Regions from separate parts of the Mus musculus genome. Here regions 1 and 2 are each linked to region 3. Evidence: chromatin loops called from intact Hi-C (ENCODE). Cell type or tissue: left cerebral cortex. All regions are shown on one strand. Region 1 has its middle 25 kb from the start of Tmem260. Region 2 overlaps Otx2os1 (orthodenticle homeobox 2 opposite strand 1). Region 3 holds the start of Otx2 (orthodenticle homeobox 2).

The links. A loop is a pair of places that touch in the nucleus more often than their neighbours do. Peaks named below come from ENCODE experiments on the same cell type or tissue, not always from the same donor. Only the 100,000 strongest peaks of a DNase experiment are listed, where the experiment ranks them.
Region 1: a loop joins it to region 3, with 3 times the contacts of the local background. A loop is called at or near these places in 2 of 42 quality-filtered maps.
Region 2: a loop joins it to region 3, with 2.0 times the contacts of the local background. A loop is called at or near these places in 4 of 42 quality-filtered maps.

What each region holds. Positions count from the first base shown.
Region 1 is chr14:48,417,082-48,425,081 of GRCm38, forward strand. No RefSeq gene overlaps it. Among named protein-coding and RNA genes, the nearest start is that of Tmem260, 25 kb to the right of the region's middle. In left cerebral cortex, no CTCF peak of the experiment used is centred here; DNase peaks (open chromatin) are centred at 4,549, 5,180, 6,012 and 7,876; H3K27ac peaks cover 2,078 bases.
Region 2 is chr14:48,733,633-48,741,632 of GRCm38, forward strand. All of the region lies in intron 4 of Otx2os1 (orthodenticle homeobox 2 opposite strand 1), which reads left to right. Among named protein-coding and RNA genes, the nearest start is that of Gm22699, 32 kb to the right of the region's middle. In left cerebral cortex, no CTCF peak of the experiment used is centred here; no DNase peak of the experiment used is centred here.
Region 3 is chr14:48,661,374-48,669,373 of GRCm38, forward strand. It overlaps Otx2 (orthodenticle homeobox 2), which reads right to left and starts at 6,271. Exons shown (of 5, transcript NM_001286482.1): 1 at 6,055-6,271; 2 at 5,827-5,900; 3 at 1,071-1,286; 4 at 1-77. The coding sequence starts at 1,167. Otx2os1 (orthodenticle homeobox 2 opposite strand 1) reads left to right here and starts at 7,915. Exons shown (of 5, transcript NR_029384.1): 1 at 7,915-8,000. In left cerebral cortex, no CTCF peak of the experiment used is centred here; DNase peaks (open chromatin) are centred at 3,253, 3,481, 4,079, 4,641 and 3 more places.

The DNA of each region.
Region 1 (8,000 bases), 240 kb before region 3:
ATTAAAGAGCCAATAATGTCATAGTTTGCTTTAGTTTGCTTTAGCCACTGCCCAGCAAAAACTGTTTGTTGCAACAGATCTGAGTCAGTCATTTCAGATTCAGCTCCAGCACCAGCAAGACCTGTGATCTCAGCTGCTTATTCTCCAAAGACACTTGATGCTGTTTAGACACTTCAGCTTTATTACCAGTGTAATGAGAACACTGGGCAGGACTCCGTTCCCAGGAATAGTCTTAGTGTGCACTGCTCAGAGCAGCTGCATCAGAAGGGCAGCCTGACCCTTTGCATTGTGCACATTTCCATGGGCCGACATTTCAGGGTTAGGTATGTAGCTCAGTGGCAGAGCCTTTTGCTTAACACGTGCAAAGCCCTAGCTTTGCTCCTTGTCTGTAGACACCGACAACAACAACAATAACAACAAAGAGAGTTGCATCTGAATAATATTCAGAAAAGGCAAAGGATCTGATTCCTCTAGTTGCCTCCCAAACTCTCAGGCCAGGACCGGGGAGTAATGCTCTACATGGAGGGCAATGGAAGGCCCTGCCGGTTAGAATGCTTCTCTCCATGTAGGACAGTCACGCATGTCCTCAGTTAACCCTGAATCCCGAGAAAGCTGTCAGCACCTCTGTATTGGTTTCATTTAGCCCACTCTCTGGAGGGCCTCTGGACTTTACTCAGACCTAGCTATCCCCCAGTTCCCTGCCCCTCAGAGTATAATTCACCTCTGAATGTACCTTGTGCACGGGCTAGGCTCCAGCCTGGCTCTTCACACCCTTGATCTGGGCCCAGGAGTATAGGAGCTTAGCCGCCCCTGGGATTGAGCAGTTCTCCATAATGCTGTCGCAATTCCGACATCCCTAAAGTGCTCGTCCACCTTTTTCTGCTTGAGAAAAAAACTTACTTTTTCAGGTAGCCACTCAAAACAAATCCCACAGTAAATACAGGCAGCTGATCTCTCCCTCTCCCTCCCCTCCTCTCCCTCCCCGCCCCCTCTCTTGTGTGTGTGTGTGTGTGTGTGTGTCTGTCTGTGTGTTCCAAGGTTTCTTTTCCAACATCGTGATACTTTACTTTTAAAAAAAAACGTTGCTTTTAATTTTATTTATGGCGATTCTGCGAGTCTGTGCGTGAGTGCTTGCAGAGCCTAGAAGAAGGTGTCAGGTTGTGAGCCACCTGATGTGCGTGATAGGAGCTGAACTCTCGTCCTCTAGAAGAACAGCAAACACTCTTAACTGCTGAGCCATCTCTCCAGCCCCACAGAGATGCAATCCTTAGACATCTTTTCCTGTCCTTTCCCAAAGATCCCGAGTGTTCTTTCTGTACCAGTATATTTTGTACCACTCCTACCAACTGCCAAGTAGACTCTAATCTCCCACAGTAATTAGCCCTAACCAATATTTAAGTGCTTAATTTTTTTCAAGTTGTTTGTTTTGCACATGACACTAATTTATGGTTAGGTTATAGTGACGGCAGCCACCATCATTTAAATTTCTAAGAAGTGTGTAAGCTTCTAGGGACCTTATTTTGGGGAGAAGGGGCAAGCCTTAAGGTGTTGTTTATTTATTATTATTATCATCATCATCATCATCATCATCATCATCATCATCACTTTAAAACGATCCCAGGATTCTTCTTTCCATGCTTAACTTCATTCTGGGGTCTTTAGGAATAATCAGCAGCGAGCCTGTGTGCGTAAAACAGCCCTGAGCTATTCTTTAAGTTAATTATCACTTCTTTTGGTGCTGTGAATGGCTGTTCAGTGACACTGTCAGCAAGTGGAAGGAACCAAATTACTTTAATTATGGAGTAATTGCACAGAGTGATGGTAATTAAATCTTGATCAGTTTAAGTGAGTGAATTAATTGCTCTAACTTGGAATGCACACCACCACAAGAGGAGTTGTTTTGTTGTTTAATTAACACCATCCACTGAAGTCTTATCATATCGGAAATGTAGACAATTAATGAGCCCGATATTACTCTCACCTTCACAGGAACTAGAGCCGATCGCCCTGGCAATGGCGGTGTGCTTGGTACGCCTGTCACTTGTGTAGACAAACTGGTTGTAATCTCTACTTTGCCTCCTGGAGAGATGTTCAGGTAGAAATATTTCCATCTATTAGCTTCTGGCCCCATTTCATTTCAATATTCTCTGACCTATGCACACAAGATACATTTCCAAATTGTTTAATGTTTTAAACTCTACAGCCTCAATTTTACTGTGACTCTGAGCATGTGTTCCCTTTGCATTTGGGAAGGTTCGGTGCTTACACAGACAGACTAAGGGGCTTCATAAAATGTGTTCAGTTTTCAGTCATCATTTATTGAAGTAGCTTTTCTGTCTATCTATTGCTCATTTTTAGTGCTGTGAATTACTTTGTGCTTTTAAAGCACATAGAATCCTTCCTGGACCTAGATCACCAATGTTTGTCTTTTACTATGAAAACTTTTGAAAATTGCCAGTGCCCAAGCCCTGTGCAAAATTTAAGGGGTTGGGGCTGAGAAGAAGCACAGACATGTTTTAAATTCCTTAGATGAGTCTAGGTGGAGAACAGCTTATCTAGAAAGGTCCAATTTAAAAAAAAATGTTGAGGTAGAACTACTCCTAGTTTTCTGAGAAAACGTCAAAATGATTTCCAAAGTGGTTGTACAAGTTTGCACTCCCACCAGCAATGGAGGAGGGTTCCCCTTGCTCCACATCCTCGCCAGCATCTGCTGTCTCTTGAACTTTTGACCTTAGCCATTCTGATGGGTGTAAGGTGGTAATCTCAGGGTAATTTTGATTTGTATTTCCCTGATGACTAAGGACTTTGAACAGTTCTTTAAGGCTTCTCAGAAGCCATTTGAGACTCCTCTGTTGAGAATTTTCTGGTTGGTTCTGTACCCCATTTTTAATTGGGTTATTGGGGTGGTTGGTGTCTACCTTATTGAGTTCTTTATAAATTTTGGATGTTAGCACTCTGTCAAATGTAGGGTTGGTGAAGATCCTTTCCAAATCTGTGGGCTGCTGATGTGTCTTATTGACAGTGTCCTTTGACTAGCAGAGATGGCTAGATGGCCATGAAAATGAATGGAAATATTCAAGTGATCAGGGTGAGATGGTGCAGGCAGGGCATCTCCAGGATAAGACAGAGGCCTGGAATAAGGGAGGCACCCAAGAATCAATGGGGGTGACCTTAGCTATGAATCACTACATCGGGGCTATGGGACCTGAAGAGGCCACCTCTTGTAGCCAGACAGGAATCCCAGTGGAGCAATAGAAGACACCAACCCACCCACAAAACTTTCAACCCAAAATTTATCCTGACTACAAGAAATGCAGGCAAGGGGGATGGAGCATAAACTGAGGGAATGCCCAACCAATAACTGACCCAACTTGAGACCCATCCCATGGGCAAGCACCAATCCCTGACATCATTAATGATACTCTGTTATGCTTGCAGATAGGAGCATGTTGTCCTCTGAGAGACCCTACCCAGCAGATGACCCAAACTGATACAGACACCCATAGCCAAACAGTGGCTGGGGCTTAGGGACGCTTATGGAAGAATAGGAGGAAGCTTTGTGCACAGGCTCCAGCTGGAGCTAATACAAGGCACAGGAGACTGCACTAAGACAACATGAACACGCTCTGAAGTCTTTTTTGTTTGTTTGGTTGGTTGGTTTGGTTTTGATTTTGGTTTTTTGGTTTTCTGAGACAGAGTTTCTCTGTATAGCCCTGGCTGTCCTGGAACTCACTCTGTAGACCAGGCTGGCCTCAAACTGAGAAATCTGCCTGCCTCTGCCTCCCTAGTGCTGGGATTAAAGGCGTGCACCATAGTTTTACTGTGTATGACCAGAGCATGCATTGTGAGAGATAGAAGTACATTGAAGAGAATAGGCCAATACCATTGATAAGCACTCCTAAGCTGGGTAGATAAATGTATTCAGCTTACTGCTGGACGAACCAGTGAAAGGCAGTTTGGTGTTCAGAGTAGTTTGGTGGCAGGGAGCTGGAGGGCAAGGCCAGGGCTGTTGTTGGGAGATCCTGGGGAGGTTTAAAGGAGTAGTTCCTTCTGGATAAGAACAATCAAGAACAGGAATGATTTTATAGTTGGAAATTCAGTAATTGTAATCGAGAAGCTAAGGGGATGAAGGCCAGGCTAGCTAGGCCAAGAGTACAGTTTCGAGTTTTGTTGTTGTTGTTGTTGTTGTTTATTTTGTTTTGTTAGAGAAAGGGGCTAGCCTAGTCATTTCTGTATGCAGAGCCTCTTCGGTTTTTTGCTCTTTTCTAATCTGGTCGAGGAGCGAAGGTACCTCTTCCTAGTCTGTGCACGTGGCTCATGCTCAGGAAGGAATAACACGAGCTAGCTGCCCACCATACTCTGCTTTCCCAGCGGACAAGGAAGGCGCTTGATCCCTTAAGTCACGTTAGGACTTAAATAGTGAAGACTCCTAAGGAATGGAATAACATAACAATGTTTCTATGGAAAGACTCCTTAGGAGGCTGTGTGGAGGATGGTTTTGAATATGACAAAGATGAATGCAGATGATTTAACAGGAACAGAGGAACACTCCCGGCAGTGGGAGTGTAAGGAATAAAAAGGGGAAGAGAGGGTGTGAGGGAAAGGAGGACAGGAAGCCCAGAATGGCAACGGTGGGGGATGGCAAGGAAGGGCTAGAGAGGAAAGGGGGGGAAGAGGGTAGAATGGAGACGACGGGAGGGAGGAGCAGGAAGGACAGTGGGGGGTGCAGGTGGGGGGAGGAGAGCATGAAGGAGAGAGCAGGAGGAGCAGGGTGGATGGGAGACGAAGAAATAAAATGATGGAGCACATAGTCGATCTCCACTTCGAGAAAGAATTTGACATTACAGACTTTCCCCGCCCCCCCCCATCCACCCTGAAAAGGGAAACTCTACTATTTAAAGTTCCTGCCTGGACACATACAACTGACTTGGGGCTTCTGAAGTGTGAAGTCCCCTTGTCCCAGCTCTGGGACCAGGCTGCAGCAGCCTTTCTCACTTCAGATGGGAAGGAAGGGCGTGCAGGGTCCAGGAGGCTGTGATTCAGAGCGGTCACGTCACACCGGGACAGAGACCGCAGGCTTTGACTTTCTTGGGGGAAGGGCTGTCTGTTGTCCCAGGGCTGTGAGTCACAGATAGCAAAGGACAGATGATGGAAAGTGACAGGAAACCCCCACTGAGCACAGTTCTCTGAGGCTAATGCACCCCAGTCAGGCAGCCTCTAAGGAAGTGTAAGTGGGCCATTCTGCTGCCAGAGAGCAGCAAAGCCCTGAAGATGAGGGGGGAGATAGGAGCTTCTTTCGGTGTGGGTAGGAAGCCACAGTAACTGAGCACAAAAGACAGCTGATCGGAGGACTTTTTGAAAGCTAAAGTGATGATTTTACTCCACTCTGGACTTTAATGTGTGTGCCTCTGTGTGTGCCTCTGTGTGTGTGTCTGTGTGTGTGTGTGTGTGTGCATGTCTGTCTGTGCTGGACACCACAGGAGGACATCACTTGAATAGGATCTCTCACCCCGTCTGGAGACCTTGGGTTTTTCAGCAAGCTTCAGAGATTGTCCTGCCTCCCCTACTTGGCTTCCCAACGGGCGGGGTTATAGGCACTTGCCACCATGCGTGGCTTTTTATATGGGTGCTGGATCTGAACTCAGTAAGGCTTAGCAAGGGCTTTTACCCTCTAAGAAATCTTCTCCAGACTCCTGAACTTTTTTTTTTTTTGATTTTTAATCCATGAAATGGTGATTCACTGGTCTGAAAAACAGATGCATAACAAAAACTCGTGTGGTAGAGGGAAGGGGAGATAGACTGAACGGTGGAACAGGGGCAGAAGATCAAGCAGGATTGCAGCTACTAATGATTATAAGGTTGACGCTGTAATCCTCTGGGGTGGGGAGAAGGCATGAAAAGATCTAAGTCTCTTTCCTTTTAGTCTCTTTGGGGGCTTGGGGTGGCCTCGAATAGCTTAATTTTAATCTGTGGCAGCACGGTTACATAAGTGGCTTGGAGCAGAGTGCTTCTTAGCATTTGCTTCTGTTCCATTTCCTGCAGATGCTCCGAGGAGCGCACTCACTGGTCTGATGCATTTCATAAGAATTCAGGCGACTTGTTTACCTAGTACGTCTATAGGGCTCCTCTGCAGATTACCAAAACACTCAGAAAATGAGGATTCTATTAGTTCATGACCTTGTGTTTTAGTGGGGTTGGGGGGAGTGGCTTTGAAATTCATAAAATGTGTTAATGTAGGGATAGAAATCTTTATCCCCCCATGTATGCTCAGTCCAATCAACAGGAAGGATTAGGTCCTAAATAATCTGACATTAGTATTAAAACAAACATTTACAAACATGTGTGCCCATTACTGGCTATTACATATGGAGCTTTAGTTCTTTATCCCCCAACCTTTTACTAGAAGGCATCACTGTATGTGACACTAGGTAGGGAATGCTAATTAAGACTTAGGTCACCTTTTCATTTAGTAGCAGAGGAAAAGCCGCAATAACCATTTGAGAAAGGCTAAGTGAATGGTGTGTCACACAACAGGGGGGCCTGAGGCTAGCTCTGCTTCTCATACTTTGCTAGTGACATGCTGAGGTGCTGAGGGCATCTGCGGCCCGGCCGGCCGAGTTCACAACTGAGCAATGCTGTATGTAGTTCAGCTCCCAGGCAGTTAAAAGCAACCTGGGAGCATCTGTGACTGTCCTTGAGTACTGGTTGCTTCTCCTGCTGCTGTGATCAGATGCCAGCAGAATCGACTTGAAGGGTTGTGTGGTATGCTGTGTGAAAGGCTCAGTCCATTGTGGTGGGGAAGTTGATGGCTTGGGTCTGAGGCAGCAGATATCTGCAGTCAGGAGGCAGAGAGCTATGAATGCCGGTACAGTTGTCTGTTTTAGTCAGTTGATGGCTCCAGCCCGTGACATAGTACCCCTCACTTCTGAGTAGTTCTTCCAGCTCAGTAGAAATGACTTCATTGACACACCCAAAGGTGTGCTTCCATCATGACTCAAGACTACAAACTGAATTGACAATCCATATTATCAATCCCACCTTGCTATGTTCTGAGAACTTGTTCCAGGACACACACCCTCCCCCCCCCCCATCACCTGAGCATCTCATTCCCACAGACACACACAGCAAAATCCTTGGGTGCTCAAATTTCTTCTATAAAATGGCAGTGTATTCAGCAGATGTGCACCACCCATATACCTTAAATAATAAACTGTGCCTCATGCATTGTAGAGGCAATGTAAATGGTTATTTTGTGTCACTAGAGAATAAAGACAAGAAGAAACTGCCTTTGTAATGCAGGTGGAAGGTTTCCTCGTTAATATATATTTTTAGTTCATAGTTGATTGACTCTAAGGATGTGGGGCCTGTGAATGCAGAGTGCAGACTGTAGACGATGTGTTTCCTCTTAATTCTTTTTGAAAGTAAACTTTTACTTATTAAAACCCATCTCTCTTGTGTTTTCATTCAATGGAATGCAGCTTTTATCCTAAGTCTCTCTGACTGTCTCACTTCTTGAGCCTTGACAGCAGCATCTCCAGTGGTTTCCTCCCTAGTGAAAACCATAATGACGTGGAAGTATAGTTCCCGCACTTGCTTTCATGAAGCTTGCCGTCTGCAATACTCCTTCCTTACAGGTTAAATGGCGGTAGGTTAAGAGCCTGACACTAAATTGACATTTTAACCATGATCTGTTTGCCCTCCCTGGTGCCAAATGAATGAAATCAGTTGCATGAGTGCTTCTGGCAGGCAGGGAATCATTCCTAGGTTGGATGTAGTCTGTTGATGTTTTAAAAGAGCACAGGCATTACGTTGGTTGGTGAGAGATGAGTAAGGCCAACAGCATGCTGCTAAACACACAGCTGTTGGGATGGAAAAGCTTGCTTGTTACTATGGCTGACTTAAAATTAGCAAGTTAACATCTTGAACTCAAAGCAGAAAAATTGCTCACCACTGATCTCCTCAGCCAGCGCATAGTCCCCCAGAGAAGTGGTGGGGAGCTG
Region 2 (8,000 bases), 72 kb after region 3:
AGCAGAAGAAGGAGGAGAAGAAGAAGAAGAAGAAAAGAAGAAGAAGAAAAGAAGAAGAAGAAAAGAAGAAGAAAAGAAGAAGAAGAAGAAGAAGAAGAAGAAGAAGAAGAGGAAGAGGAAGAGGAAGAAGAGGAAGGAGAGGAAGAAGAAGGGATTCATAGTGAATTGGACTATGTTTTTCAGTTGTTTTAGAATTATAGAATTGTGTTCTAAAACATTTGATGGAGTGGTTCTTTTTGTTAAACAATCTTTAACCTTCAGCTATGCATCAGCAGCTGTCCGTGGAAGCAAATGTATTATGCATTACTGTTTTGGATATTAGTTCTGAAAACACCAACCACCCTTCTGAACATCAAAGCTTGCCTCCTATCAAGGACTTGGCTTTGAAGACAAAGTGCTGGCTATTCACCCCTTGACCCTAGGCTCTATCCATCCACCTGCAAAGAATTCAAAGATGTCTCATGACACATAGGTGTCTCACCAAGGACACCACTGGGAATTCTGGGATGTTCTTGCTTAGGAGGGACCTAAGGCGTGGAACTGTCCTGGGACAGAGAGAGCCTGGCACTCATGTACTCTGCTGGACATGGGGATGAGGATGCTGCATAGCGAGCTGCTGAGAGCAGCTGATGTGCTCCAACCTGGCTTGCAGATAAAGAAATCTGTTTGCAGAGGCTGCAGCTGGTCCAAGTCTATTTCGTAAGCCAAGCCTCCTCTCCAGCCCACTTCCTGCCCTCTTCTCCTTCCAGAAACCATGACAGAGAGTCAAATGGGAGAATCTTTGGAATGTAGAAGTAGAGAAATGGCTTTCATGTCTTGAAAAGATCGCTGCATTTGGACTAATATGTGTCAGGCTTTGCCCATAAACATCAAAATGCAAAATAGACAGACAGCACATTCTTGAATTTCCTTTAGATTACAGAGTTTTTGTTTGTGTGTTAGTTTAGATTCCAGAGTTAACTATTGGTTTTCATCAGGCCTGCAGGCATCTCTTCTTTGAAAGGAGACACACCCCTGCGGTGTGGAGAAATACAGTGAGCAGACACATTGCTGGCCCTAGAGGAATAATTAATTGAAAAAGACTTTAAACTCTAGTTTGGAAGTGCAACAAAAGCTTTGTATCTGACATCTGAACTATTTCACAATGCTGATGATGGCTGCTTATCCCAAATAGGTAATAGCTTACTTTGATCATTTTCTAGATTCTATGCATTGAACTGCTTCCTTGAGTTTTTACTTAAATAGGCTTGCTAGTTGAGTTATCCTTGGCGTCTTCAAGAAATACGAGTGAGCATAAACAGCTAATGTATGTTAGGACACACCTACGTGAGAGAGCCAGGTGGGGCATGCCAACACCTCGTGATCCATGATATTCAGAGGACAGCTTGTTCTTTCTACCATGTCTTCAGTTCCAGTGATGTGAGCTCAGGTAATTGTGAGTGGCCTCTTTACCTGCTGAGCCATCTCAACCAAACAGAGGATAGTCTTTAAGTCCACATGCAGACAGATGAACAGAATATAGGCTCTTGGAGACTGAACATTCGAACACAGCCACTCAAGCAATGTGAACTTCCTTGATGCTGCTATGAAATACATTTACAAGCCTACTTTATGTATACAAATAATAATAACAACAACTATTTAAGAAAAGAACACATTTGTACAACAGGCCCCATGGCCCGTGCCTGTAATCTCAGCATTAGGAGAGCAGAGATGGAAGGATTACTGTGAGTTTGAGGACAACTTGGGCTATCTAATTAGTTTCAGGCCAACCTGAGCTATGGAGAGAGCCCTTCTCTCTAAATAAATAAACAAACATATACACATTTCACATCTCATCCCATCTCATAAGCAGGGGTGGGGGTGGGGTTAGGGCACTGTTAGGGTGATGGGGGTGGGTTAGGGTTAGGGACATTGTTAGGGTTTTCTGTTTGTATTGAAAGAAAACACACACATGTACACGCACACACATGTGCGTGGGCTCTGTGTGGCCAGTGGGGCTCTGCTTGTTCCAGTTGTGTGTGCAGTGGAGTAAAGAGTGTAGCCTGGGGACGCTGTCAGAAAACTGCATGGACTCACAGACATTCCAACGGATCTTCCATCTCCCCATCTTCTGTGAGGCCACCGTCTTCAGTGCCTCGAATTTGGGAAACATCTATTAGATGGAATTGGCTTCTCTTAAAGGCCCTTTTGGGGAGAGCAGATGAAAGGATATGAACGCCACGGACTTGTATTGTCAGCAAACAGAAAGGGGCACACACATGTGCCAGCTTATAAATTACTGTTTTCATTAAAAAGGAGTTCAGAAGTCAGGTTCCACTTGCCATTGTGAAGACCTGAATTTTTTTTTAGCCATATGATTTCATTATATGAATTACAGAACGGTAATGGAGTAATATTGCTCTTCAGCCAGCTCTCTCAAATTTAAGACATTCAAGACCCAATAATGCACTAAATTCTTTAATTCAAGTTATGCAAATAATATACATTTTTTTATTCGGCTTCTCACCAGGTTGTACATGCATTATAAACACAACAAAGGCCTCTTTCTTGTACAATATTTTACTCAAAAGCTGCTGAAAAATAGAAGCCAAAATATTGTGAATTACATTCTCATAATGGCTTGGCTTTGTGCTAATGCCTGACATATTCTGACTGCTAAAGAGAAGCAGGGGCTGGGAAGAGGGGAGCGTTTGATGCTCTGGTACCCATTGGTACCCACGACTGCTGCCATTCTTCCCAGTGTTCTCAATGTCTAAATCAGATTATTATCTCTGTTTTCTTTAGAGTGGTACTAGCAGGTCCAGCTTTGCTGCATTCTGGGAGTCAGCAGGGGACTGGTCAACTCCAAAAGGCAAAAATGAAAGAAAGAGGTAGAACGTAATAGAAATTACCATGGCTGTCCCCTCGAACCGGGAGAACCGTTTGATTCTCTCACACAAAGCTCATGATCAAAATCAGACTGGGGGATTTCACAAAAACTTGTACATATATCTAGCAGAGTTGCAAAATTTATCTCATAGATCTAAAACACACATACACACATCACAACACATACACACACACACACACACACACACACAAAACCACCAACATACTAATTCTGTTTAGGCATTAAAAGAGAAAAGAGTTAGAGTTTAGAGAATTAGAACTACTAGGCACTCCTTATGCTAAAAACAAAAGTCACAGACTTCATCCCAAAATCTATACATTAAATCAAAAGACAGCTCTATATGAACTCACTATATTTTCTAGTGATGCTCAATATAGGTTATGGGTAAATAGCTCAAATGAATAAATGCAACTTCAAACGTTATTTATTTAAACGAACAGGAGCATGCTGCATCTCTGAAATACACAAACCAACCCCATGATAACCTCATACTTCAAAAACAGTATTTTTGTAAAGGAGATTACTTAATGTCTATGAGGCAAATGGAAAACAAAAATTGGTAAAGAAATTTCGCTCCTTCAGCCTCATGAAGTAACATGAGCTCTGTGGGAACAGAGGGCATTCCTTTATGCAGTCTGAGCTCAGTGGCTTTGAAAGCTTGGAGGTCCTCTAGGAAACACTTACCCCCACCCCGGGGGGGGGGGGTAGAATCAACCCACGTCAACTGATTTCTGCAACCGGTCCAGTATTTCTAACAGAAATCTCACCTCCAATTCCTTCCTGGTAGAGTACCCAGTCAAGTACTGAACAAGTCACTCCCGGACTCTTGTTTAAGTCAACAAGTGGCAGCCGTACTTCTTAAACCATACAGCTCTTTACACACGTCTCAGTGAGCTATGGAGGCTAGACAGCAAATGGGGGTTAAGACAGGGTTCCATTCGTTGGGCTGGGTTCCCCTGGTCTTCACTTGGATGTGTAGGTGGTCCCTTTCTCAACGAACTATAGGCACAGAATACATTTACCTTTGTAAACATAAACAGAAAGGGGGATTGTGTATATACACACATACACACAAATACACACACGCACACACACACACACACACACACACACACACGTAGAGAGACTGGTGTGTTTATGTGTGTGTGTGTCTATCGTGATTTCTTAATTGCATTTTACAGCTGGTTAAGACAGGGTCCACAGTTGCAAGGAGATGCAGAGTAACAGAGAAGAGAGCAGGTAGAGATGCTGGAAGGCATGGCAGGACACAGTGGAATGGAAAGACAGAAGCCACTCTTAGTGGGATTGATTTCTCGCCAGCGTCTGAAATAGAAGGTGATTCTGGGAGTGCCCCCACTCTCCAGTGTTGACTGTATTCCTTCCCCTAACACACATTTTTGATGCAGACACCCACAACCTCTGGGAAGAGTTCCTCAAGTTCTCTCTTCTAAATCTGAGTGGAATACGGAAGAAATAAAATATCCAGACAAGTTTGAGCATTGCCTTGTCACACACACACACACACACACACACACACACACACACACACACACACACACACACACACACACACGCACGCACATATGCGCGTGTGCGCGCACGTACACACACACACACACACACACACACACACACACACACACACACACACACACACACAAAACTTCAGCCTGTGAAGTATCACTGCTCTGTTTTAGTCTAATGCTACTTCTATCTTTTATCCTTTTTAATTAGAAGGCAAATTCTCAGACCGCCAGGCCTAATCCCCACACAGTGGAACAAAGCCCAGCGAAGCCTTTGAACACTGTTCAGCCGGGCAGCACAAGCCCTAGTAACTGTTGGCAGCAGGGGCAGGATCTGACCCTCATCCCAGCCATTCTCCTGCAGCCCATGATGCTCCCTGCCCTTCGGAACCCTATCTGTTGTTCTTCTGTTTAGACTGAAAAGACAAAAGCCGAGACAATGTGGGAAACGTAGAGGATTGGCTAGGTAGGATGCGGGGAGCTGGCGAGGGATAGGGCCCGGTAAATGGGGTTTCACGGGAATGGACACAGGGGGGAGAATTGGATCACCAGATTAGGTCTTTGGGTTCAAGAAATTTCTTCATCCCTCACTAAATCTTTTCATGGACAATACCACTTTTTAAACAATTGTTGCATTTCCAATTACTCCAGGAGTGTTCAAACAAATGTCCCCAAGCCCTCCGTGAAAAGTTTGCTCATATTTTAAACTCGCCAGATGAAAATCAATAAAACAAACACCACCCCCCTGACCAGTGACACACACTCACGTCTCCCACGTATTTGAGCTTGTAATAATATTTGACTCGAAAGCATAATTTGAGATCGTTCAAGCAAAACACGCAACTAGACAGAAACGTGGATTTTCAAAGCTAATGGGTACAATCATGAATCAAAAAGTCAAATTCCAAGTATGCAGATATGAAGCCCAATTGTTTGAGTTTCCTACTTTGGCTAACGATGAGTTAGTGAACAGTGAAATGGCAGATGCTTCGCCCGCACAGAAACCTCTTCCAAATTATTCTTAGACTTAGCTATGTGTAGGGGGCTGGTTGGGAATTACCACTCACTGCCAGGACTTTGAAGGTTGTAATAGGATTTCTGATATGTGTCTTCTTGTTTTTAAGATCTCTGGGATAGTCATTATCGAGGCAGACTGGAGGAAAAAGTAAAAGTCTTTTATTGAGAGCGTGTTCATGAGTCTAGGATTCTTGAACACAGCATGTCCTTACAGCATCTTTCAGTTTTCTTCGTCCTGGGCTTGTTCCACACGCCAATGTGTAGAGCCCAGTGCTATACCCACTGTTCAGGGTTGTCTTTGTCACCAGATATAAAGTACTACTGATCTGAGCTTGGGTGCTGGCTAGTTTAATTTAAATCATAGGTGAGGCTTCAGTCTGGGGTTGAGGGGAGTAGAGACTAATAAATATCCATTTATCACATCATGCCAAATTCAAAGTTAGAGTTAAGCCACCTCAAGGAAACTTTTGAGTTTTAGAGTTTTTACCAAGCACCATTATCCTGAGCTCTGGATTTAGAGAAAACCTAGTTTTGAAAAATCTAAAGTACAAGAATTTTAATTTAATTTTGGAGACACTTATTGGAGGAACATATACTCCTCTTATTAAAGAGATCGTAATGTGTCACTGTGATCAACTGTGATGTCTGCTGAACCCCAAATCTTCTTCAACATCCCTACTTTTTTGGTGCATAAGCACACCCTCTCTCTGTGTAAACATTAGTGAAACAGGTAAAATATACAAAGACGATTAGGTTCCCCTGCAGGCATATTTTATATGGAACAGAGGCAGTTCCCTCTGATCCTGCCCTTTTTTTTTTCTCCAATCCATTTCTGTCTTCAAGAAAAAAACCATACAAAACATAGCTACTCACATCCATAATTTAAAAAAACCCATCTATATTTGCATCCTTTGCTTTGTTTTAAATGAAAACCACCTGAAAAATTAGAATATTTCATTTTCTTTTTTGCACACCCAAGAGGTAATCAAAATTTGCAAGTTAAAACACCTTTAAAAATTTAAAGACGTTTTGTAAAGATAGAAGCCACTTGAAAAAATGTTGAAATGTTTGTGTGAATTTCACTGTCTAATGCTCCAATGGAAATGATCGATAAATATTTGCATAAAAAGAGCAAATTCATTATGTGTGCGTGTTAGTAATAATTGCAAGTCTTTCCCCAGGGGAAGGCATTTTCTTGCCGTCCTGCCTGCTCCTGCTGTCTTCTGACAGTATACACTTCAGTGAAATCTAATGCTATACTTCCCCCCAAAGTTTCTAAAAACCCAGAGACAGTCCTGGGTGTGCAGGGAACCACAGGAGGCACACTTTCAAGGAGCCAAATCCAGCATCCCCTCTCTCCAGGAATAGCTGCTGTGTTTCTGTCCTGGCCCACTACCATGCGCCCACTCACCTTAACCAAGTTTGTAAATAATTTTACTCGAGTGGAACTGAAAGGCTTCTCCATCATGGGCATCCAAAGGTTTTGAAGACAGCTCTTCTTTTAATCTTAAAGAAACTAAGCTTTGCACAGACATTAACAGTGCAGACTGTGTTGTTATTAAACATGGTTAAATATTCTCGACCATATGAAAATATAAAAATTAAAATAACGTATACACTTTAACTCTTTCTTGGGGTTCACATAATTTAGGCGTCCATGGTAGGTCTGAATGGAGAGGGTTGCCGAGGTTAAATTATGTCTTGTGGTTAGCTTTTGTTGTTATCCCGTTTCTTCCCCGGAATTAAGCTTCCTTAACCAAGAGTTAGACCTTACTTAGCATCTGAAGCTTATGATGTAAATGACCACAATACCAAGCTCAACCAAAACAAATACTTAAAAAAAAATGTCAGCCCTTAATTCTGTATTCTGATCCACCAGCGACTGTATAACTATATCATTAGTGATGTGCTGTAACTGGGGAAGTCCCTACCCTAGAGCTTGCGCAAACGATCAAAGAAAACATTCTCTTCTGTCTGCTGCACTTAGTAGTCCTGCCTCCCAACACTGGGATAAAAGGAACTTGCTAAACTGTTGCCATTTTGCAACATCTGCTATAATTCCCCTAAATCCAGATTTGTCTGACACAGAGAGCCCTGTTCTTACATCATTGCCTTGTGACAGTATAACACCAGTCACATCAAGCTGGAGGGCTGCAGCTCCGGGCTATGATAATATGAAGAAAACCTTTTTGCCTAGGGCAAAACACTTGTAACAAAGTATTATTCATCTGGCTAATTTAAATCTTCTCTCAAAAAGGTACCCAGAAACATATGCAGTATGCCTTTGTGAAAGGCTGGGGCAGCTCATAGGCAAATGACCTGAACCAAGAGTACAAAACCTAATGTCCTGATTAATTACAGCTAAGCGGCTCTGATACACAGCAAAGAGAATGCTGGGACTAATCCTTAACCCTGTCCTACATTCTCAAAATAGCCCCAACTGCTGACAGTTACAAAAACAAACCTGTCCACGGTTAAATAAAAAAGAAAATTAAAAAAAAAAAAGGAGAAGAAGAAAAACGTGAACATTATTTCTCAGTGCCCTTAGAAAACACGGGTGAGGTGCA
Region 3 (8,000 bases):
GGCAAACAGAGCTTCCAGAACGTCGAGCTGTGCCCTAGTAAATGTCGTCCTCTCCCTTCGCTGTTTCCGGGGGGTGGCTGCAGGACAAGAAGCCCAGGGCCCTTTAGGGTGGGGGAGCAGTTTCTCAGTCACAGGACTTTTGCCTCGGTCCTCAGACTCCCCGACCTCCCTCCTCTCACCGCGTTACCCAGTATCCCCACCCCTTCCAGAGCCTCACAGGACACACGACCTCCCAGTGTAATGCGGTCCCCTCCAACCCCCCCCCCCCCGACGCCAGCTACAAATTACTTGAGGAACTAACAAAATAAAACAAGGAGCCACAATTCCCATCCCCACGCCCAGTTCTGGAAACGAACAAGCAAATAACAACCTCTAGATCACACACATCACCAGAAAAGGCTGACTAGTAAAGTTAAAGGCTCTATGAGGACCAAAGGTTCAGAATGACGCAGCGAACGCCGAGCCAGTTCCCACGGTATTTTAACACCACAGGGACGTTTGTTCTTTTATCTTTAAAATGGGACATAGTTCATACTTTTATGAGTTTTTGGTTGGGGGGAGGGAGGAATCTGACTAGAAAAGAAAATTGTCTGGCACCTGGAGGGAAGCCACACCTCTAAGGATTAAAGGGACAGGGCATCGACGTACCGGAAACCCCTGGAAGCCCCTGGCCAGGGAAAACTGGAAGGGACAGTAGGGGAGAGAATTCGGTTGCTCCCAGGGAAGTAATAGCTAGGAATTGGACGTGGAAACGTACGCAAGAGCGTGCTCAAGTGACAAGGTCAACAACCTTCCACGACCTAGCCCAATGAATGTCGCCAAGCCACTCGAGTTAAGAATGGAGCGGTGTGATTCTCTGTTACTTCTGCAGACCCCAGATTCGCCTCTTCCCAGCCTCTTGTTCCCTCTTGGGTCAGTAAATGCTCTGTGGCACTCGGCAGTTTGGTAGCAAGGAAAATACATCGGGAACCCCGCCTTGAGCTTGAGTGAGGACAGCGCGCCCTCCAACCTCGGAGCTCCAGAGGGGCGGGCGTGTGGAAGGGCGTCTAGAAGGCCGCGGACTCACTTACCGGGGTAGCCCACGGAGGGATGCAGCAAGTCCATACCCGAAGTGGTCAGACTCAGCCCATTGACTGCGTAAGGCGGTTGCTTTAGATAAGACATCATGCTAAGGTTGTTTGGAGGCGCAAAGTCGGCCCAAATTGGGGGGACCCAGCCGGACGGTCTCGATTCGCCTGGAGTGGACAGGGTCAGGGTCCTTGGTGGGTAGATTTGGAGTGACGGAACTAAGGGCAAAGCAAACAAACAAACAGAAATGCTGGTTTACTGCTTCGGAGGGAGCAGCTTCCTCCACGTTCCAGCACTAACTAAAAAGAACCCGGGAGACGCTGGGCACAGGCTTTTAAAGGAGTTGCAGATGCGTCCCCCACCCCCGCCGTCCCCCCCACCCCCCAGCAGCTCCAAAACTAGAGGGGATGGAGTGAGACCAGATAAACCTGTCTTCCCCACCCCCACCCTAAACTTAAAAAAAGAAAGAAAGAAAACCGACCCGAGGAAAGCAATTACAATCTGCCTTCCCCAAGAACAAAACCCCACGCCTCCAAATGCACGCTCTACATTCCTAACCCAACATTTGCATAGGACTCATTGGCTGGCACTAGCTAATTGTCTCAAACAAAACTTGATTGGGGCCATTTGCAGAGACAAAGAACTCTTTGGCTAAATAAATAATGCTGATAACAAAGCCCATTGGTGAGAAACAAAGAAACAATTCAAGAAATCTACCTCTTCCCAGACTGTTGCCTTTCCCTGGCAGAGATTTTAATTATCTTAGCTGATTTTTTTTTAAATTATTACCACTTTCAACTGCTGTGAACCTAAAATGTAAACGCATTCAACATTTAAAACACCAACTTGCTGAACAACAAACTTGTGAAAACTGCCCAATCACTATTATCCCACATTTGAAGTCATTTCCAGTAATCATTTTCACCTAATTAGTAGTCTGGATAATTAGATTTCGAAGTAAGTAACAGATTTATTAGGGTTTTGGAGGAGTTTGATTACATGTGTCTAAAGAACTATAGCTAAACAAACAACTATTTAACTTTTAAGCGACACCCATCAAATATTTAATTTAAACATACTGAGAGGGAAAAAAAAAAGTCTTTTCTTCAAGACTAGCACAGGGCTTGACAGAAATGCTTAAGTTAGAATCCTAACTGAAGTAAAGTCAGATAAACTGCTGCCCCCACATTTTGCAAGTCCAGAGGGGTGCATTCCTACAGCAAGCCGCTTCCATGTTTTTTATGTCAGGAGGCTACAGATCCAGCGGGAAACACTTTTTCTTGGATTTTGGGTTGGGGGGAGAGGGGGCTGCAACGGGAGCCACCTTTCCCATATATTTAGGTTTGAAGTCAATAAACATCCAAAGCAATGGAACTAACCGCACTTCTCTCTGCTTTTTAAATTTCCTACAATTTTGTAAGAAAAGGAGCTGGGTGGGGGGAGAAAAAGAAAAGTCATCTGTGTTCCTTTGCTGAACCCCTCCCCCCATCGATGTTAATACAGGCAGGCAATGTGTGTAAGGCTGGCTTTTATTTTCCAAAAATAAGGCACTTAAAGCGCTCTCTCTCTCTCTCTCTCTCTCTCTCTCTCTCTCTCTCTCTCTCTCTCTCTCTCTCTGCTTTGAAACTTTGACACTCTGAGAAACTTCCTCAAAATGGCGGATACAAGACTGAGTTCTCTGTCACTTCATAAAGTTCATTAATGAAAAAATTAAGACCTTAGGTTTTCATATTTACCTTGCTTAAGAGACAAAGGCAAAGCTTCACAAACAAAACTCAACAGCTGTGATTTCTTCCAGATTTACATTCAGAACACAAGTCTTATTTCCCCACCCTAAAATGTGATTTTTATAAATGTCCTTCTAAGAGAACTGGATTGTTAACGAGTGAAACTAGTTACTTTTGCGAAGAACACTTTATATTCTGTGTTCCTTCTTCCAAGATCTAGCTATTTGTAACTGTGAACGTAAGATTCTTTAAAAACCCAGTCGTTCCTTATTTAAATACCCTCTAAAGAGGAATTCTTTGAAAATACACTCTTATTCCCTTGGACAGTTCTGACCTGTTATATATGATGTTAAGATGGGCATGTATTTATTTACTAGTCTAGCTCTCACCCAATTAGATCGCCTAAACAGATCATTTGATAAAAGCGGCATGTTCCAGGATAAAAAGCAGTAACAGAAAGTTCGGGGCGAGGTCCTTCTTGGAGAGTCAAAACGGCTCAAATTGTCAGGGAAAACTATTTTCACTTTTCCTCCTGGAGATGTGGGCGGAATAAAACAAAACAAAAACAAAACAGGAAAACCAAAACCCAAACCACGGTCACTTCTCCACAGCGAGCTTAGATAATAAACACGGATAGATAATAAAGACGGCTGCGGGGCCCTTCCACCTAACTTTCACCGCTTGCTAAGGATTCCATTCTAGCTTCCTCTCCACGCACAGTGCAAAGGGGAATGGGGGTGGGGACTCTTTCTAAGACACAAGAGTTAAGGTGACCGCTCTCGAGGAGAGATGGCTTCCGAGAGCTCATACCTAGGAGCAAATAGCGATAGCGCGGCGACTCCCCGACTGCTCTCTCCTCCAGGAGCAAGCGACTGGGTCCGGCGTCTCTGCCCTGCAGTCCGGCAGATCAGCAGCTCTGATGCCCAAGCCCCGTCTCCACTGCCTGCGCCGGCCTGCACAGCCTTATATCTAACGGTCAATTCGTGCAATCTGTCGCTTCCCCCTCCAGATCGCCCCCCCTCCTTGGTGGTTTTTTTTCCCCTTCTTCCAAGAAGCCCATCTACCAGTTGCTGTGTCCTCGCTCAATAATAATTACCTCGTCCGAGAATTAATTATAATAAATGTTTTCTTGATAAACTAACGAGATAATCCGAGGGGCACACGTCCCTTAATTACAGGCCGTCGTGCTCAGCTCTGCTTCTCGTCCTGGCTGATTAATTTTCTGCATGATAGAAAGGAAACAAAACTTCGCTGACTGGCGGCTCGGCCTGAGGCAGGGGAGAGGACCGAGAGCCGGAGGGAAAGGAAGAAGGAGGTACGCGGGCATTTGGAAAACAGCCGGCGCCAGGCCCGCCAACTCGAGTGAAAGTTTCTGGCCTCGGGGAATCAACATCACCACCCGCGAGGGAGGGAGAAAGAAATGTGCCAAAGGGTTGCTCTTGACTATTAATTATAGTTCGAAGAAGCCCCGGTGTTAGGTCTGGAAGGAGAGGCCTGGGTGTCTACCTTTCTCTGGGGGAGGAGTTTGCGCCCAACTCCACTCTAGTGCTAATAACTTTCAGTGGCCGGAAAAAGTCCCGAGGTGAACAGACGAAATCCTGACACCCCCCCCCCCCCAAGCTCTGGAATGGAGGGCACAGTTTCCAAGGAAGAGCAACTCCTCTCGGTCCCCACCCAAAGTGGTCCACGCGGCTGGGCCTTCTTTCTCTCTCCATACACCCTTCTCCCTCCAAAAGACCAAATCGGTTTGGGGCTCTAAGGTTTTCAGATTTTCCAGTGAAATCGGACACTGGCTTTCAATAGTCCCTTGAACGCATCAACACCGCCACTTCTTCGGAGTTTGCCGCGCGAACCGTCGCCCAGGCCGGGTGTCAGCGGGGACCTTCTAATAGTTCGTTTTGGGGGCAGGCCGAGAGCAGGGGCTGGGCCTCGGCGAGCCCCTCCGTATAAGGTCAGCCTTGACCTACGACACTTCATTGTCCCCAAGCCAGAAAAGGCAGTACAGAAGTGCTTAACGGGCCACGATGCTACCCCAGACACAAAACAACTAAGAACTCGAAGTCCTTCCTAGGGAGGGACTCCGGGGTCTCTGACCAGGAGCATCCAGGCGCCCACCCTCAGGTCTGGCTGTCCCAGTTGCGCGCAGAGGCTGAGGCGCGCGTGCCCTGAACCACACTAGCCACAGTCGCCTTTAAAACCTGTCCAACTAGCGGCCTCGGCCTGGCGATCTGGCCCAGAAGCCCCGACTTTCAGTGTACAGTTCTGGGGCTTGGGGGAGCCGCACCCCTAGGGATGGAGAGGAGGAGAGTTGTAAAAGATTCAAGAGCCCTAGCGGCTTTGAGAAGAGGCGGAGAGCAGAGGGGCATTAAGCTTGGGGAGTGAGGACGAGAAACAGGAGCTGAGGCGGCGCGGGAGTAACAAGACGCCAGCGCTGTCGCCTCCTCGGTTATCCGCTCCGATTTCGGCTCCCGTTGCAAACCGAGGAGTCTAGAGGCAGCCCGAGGCCCCCGCCGATAATGGAGAGCCGGCCTTCGGGAGCTCCGTCTTTCGGAAGCGTCCACCTTATTATCTTTGTTTTAATTTACCAACCTAGGTACATTACACAAGCATTATTTTGTCATGGATTCTAAAATACGCCCTTGGAACCAAACCTAAGGACTCCAGCTCAATCTAGGGGCCAAAATGCAAAGCTCGCGAGGAGAAGCCATGAATAGCGTGGGCATAAGAACAAAACCCCTCCCCAACTCCCAGATTAGACTCCTAGGATTTCTGCGACGTTCTTCGGTAGCAGCGACCCCCAGGAGCACGCGCTCTCGCTCCCTCCCACTCCCTCCCTCTTCTACAGATCGTCAAATTTTTTCCTAATGGTCATTATTTCGTCTCAAAATTCTCATTAGAAAAATAAAATACATCGCCCGCCCCCACCCAAGGAAGTTCCACGTCCGCAGAGTTGCACATTGGAGGAGCGGAGGTCACTGCGGACTGGGGGAACACAAAGATATCGCTATAGACAAGACAGACGGACACTTACCTTACAGCCGCATTGGACGTTAGAAAAGAAAAAAAAATCAAATTATCCTTCAAAATTCCAAATAGCCAGCTATCCTAAAAGAAATCAAGAGCATTCAGTTAAAAACCTTGTAGTCTTCACCTTTCCATAAAAAGTCAAACATAACCAGAAAAAAAAAACAATTAAAAGAAAACATAAAATGAAGTGGCCAGAGTTGTAAACAGGCTTGTGTCCGTCTACGATACATACAAAGTAGAGGTGGCGACTGAGCTCCTCTAGCGATTTTTATTTTTTAGTAACAGTGGAGGCTGAGTTGGAGCTGAGGAAGGTTCCGCTCTCAGGGAGATTTGCTGAGAAAGCGCCTCTCTGGCAACTTTTTGACGCAAACTCTCCAACCAATGGCAGGGAGAGAATGATTGACACATCTAAGCCAGAGGGAAAATAATAAAAACACACAACAGGGGGAGGAAAACAGGCCGCTGCTGCACGGGGGGAAGAGCAGGCAACAAATCCAGGCCTCCGACACTACCAGAACGTTCTTTAAAACACTGGGCTACGCTTAAAATATACATTATGGGCCCAAGCATGTGAACTAATTGTATAATTAAAATGATGGACAGGAAGGCCTCCCTCTTCGGTCTTTTCTTCTTCCTTTATACTCCTTCTTATCCTCCTTTTCTTTTTTGTTTTTATTTTAGAGAAAGGATACCAAACAACATAAAGCAGGAAAATATTTAAGTCAAAGCTAGGGGAAGGAGGGAGGGGGTAGTACCCCGTTTTCGATTTCCAACGCTAGCAAAGAATGTGTGGGTCAGAGGCAGAACTCAAACCCAGGCACAGGCTTAAAAACAGGGCTATGTTCTCTTGAAGAGGACCAGACGGCGCTGAGGGAAAAATGGGTGAAGATGAACAAGAGTGGAACTGAGCTGTGAACATGCAGTGTAGGCAGAGAGTCACGCAGCTATGGACTGTCTGAAAACTCCAGCGTCCTCACTGGCTGTTCTTTTACCCCTTAGAATAACCCTTGGTCTCTGGAGTTCTGGCTTTCCAGGCATGTTTTTTCAATTTGATAAGCATAGAGCAAGATACAAAAGAAAACGTGAGCTCCCAAATCTACCGCCAAGGCAGATTTCCGGCCAAGGGAGGGGATACCTCAAATCTCTCCAGCTGAGTATGAGGTGACAAAAAGCCCCCAGTAGAAACAGTTTGTGCTTAAGAACAAACGCCTGGTACTTCAGGCCTGGGAGTTACTAGGGATGGAGGCGCCCTACTCAGAGGCCGAAACTCGGGAGCTGGGATGCTGCAGGGTCAACCAACTCAACTTCTTCTGGTCCAGACTGGTTTTTTTTTTTTTTTTTTTTTAAACAAGAATCAGAGTTTTCTAGAAAAGCAGAAACACGCTGGACAGAATATTAGGGGACGGGGCGGGGGGAGGTGAGGGGCAAACGCTACTGCTGAGTGTGTGAATGGAGGCTGGGAGGGGGAGGGGGGGGGAGGATAGCTTTCCCCTCACAACTCCCAATGCAGAAGGAAAAACAAAACAAAACGAAAAAACCCACCCCTCCCTCACTACCTCAGTCACCGCCACCACTGCTAGTGGGCCCAAAGAAACAGCTCGTTGCCTTTAATTTGGGGACCTATGTTAATGAAGTTGGTAATTAATTCGTCGCTTTGTTGTCGGTTCTTATACTGTATGTGTAATCAAATGTGGCCGTCCTTGGGATTTACAGCAATTAGCGAATTACGGGAGTGCGCACGAGGCTGCAAGTTCTCGGCAGCCCGGCTGGGCTCGGCTCCGGCCTAAGGCTGGGCACTCCGCTGCCGCTGCAGACTTGCAGGTGTGTCCTAAGAGCCTTGGGGTCCTGGAGGCTCCGCGAACCCTCGAGCTCCTCCGGGCTTGCCCAGTTCTTCCTGGCTCCTTCGTAGCTGTTCCAGTCCTAAGGAAACTCCTGGCTGTCGCGTTCCCCAGAGCCACGACTTTGTGGGGCCTAGGCTAGGGGGGAGGGTGAGTACGGATCTTTCCTTGTTACCCCGCCCCCACTGTGCAGAAACACCTGGCGACTGTCCCTAAGGCCTTTCATTTAGGAGAGGTAAACAAATGTCCCAGGCAGTTGTCCCGCGTGGCCCGGGCTGTGGGAAGCAGGTCCTGGCTCTTGGTCCGAGCCATCGTGCTTTGTATGATGGAAAGGCAAATC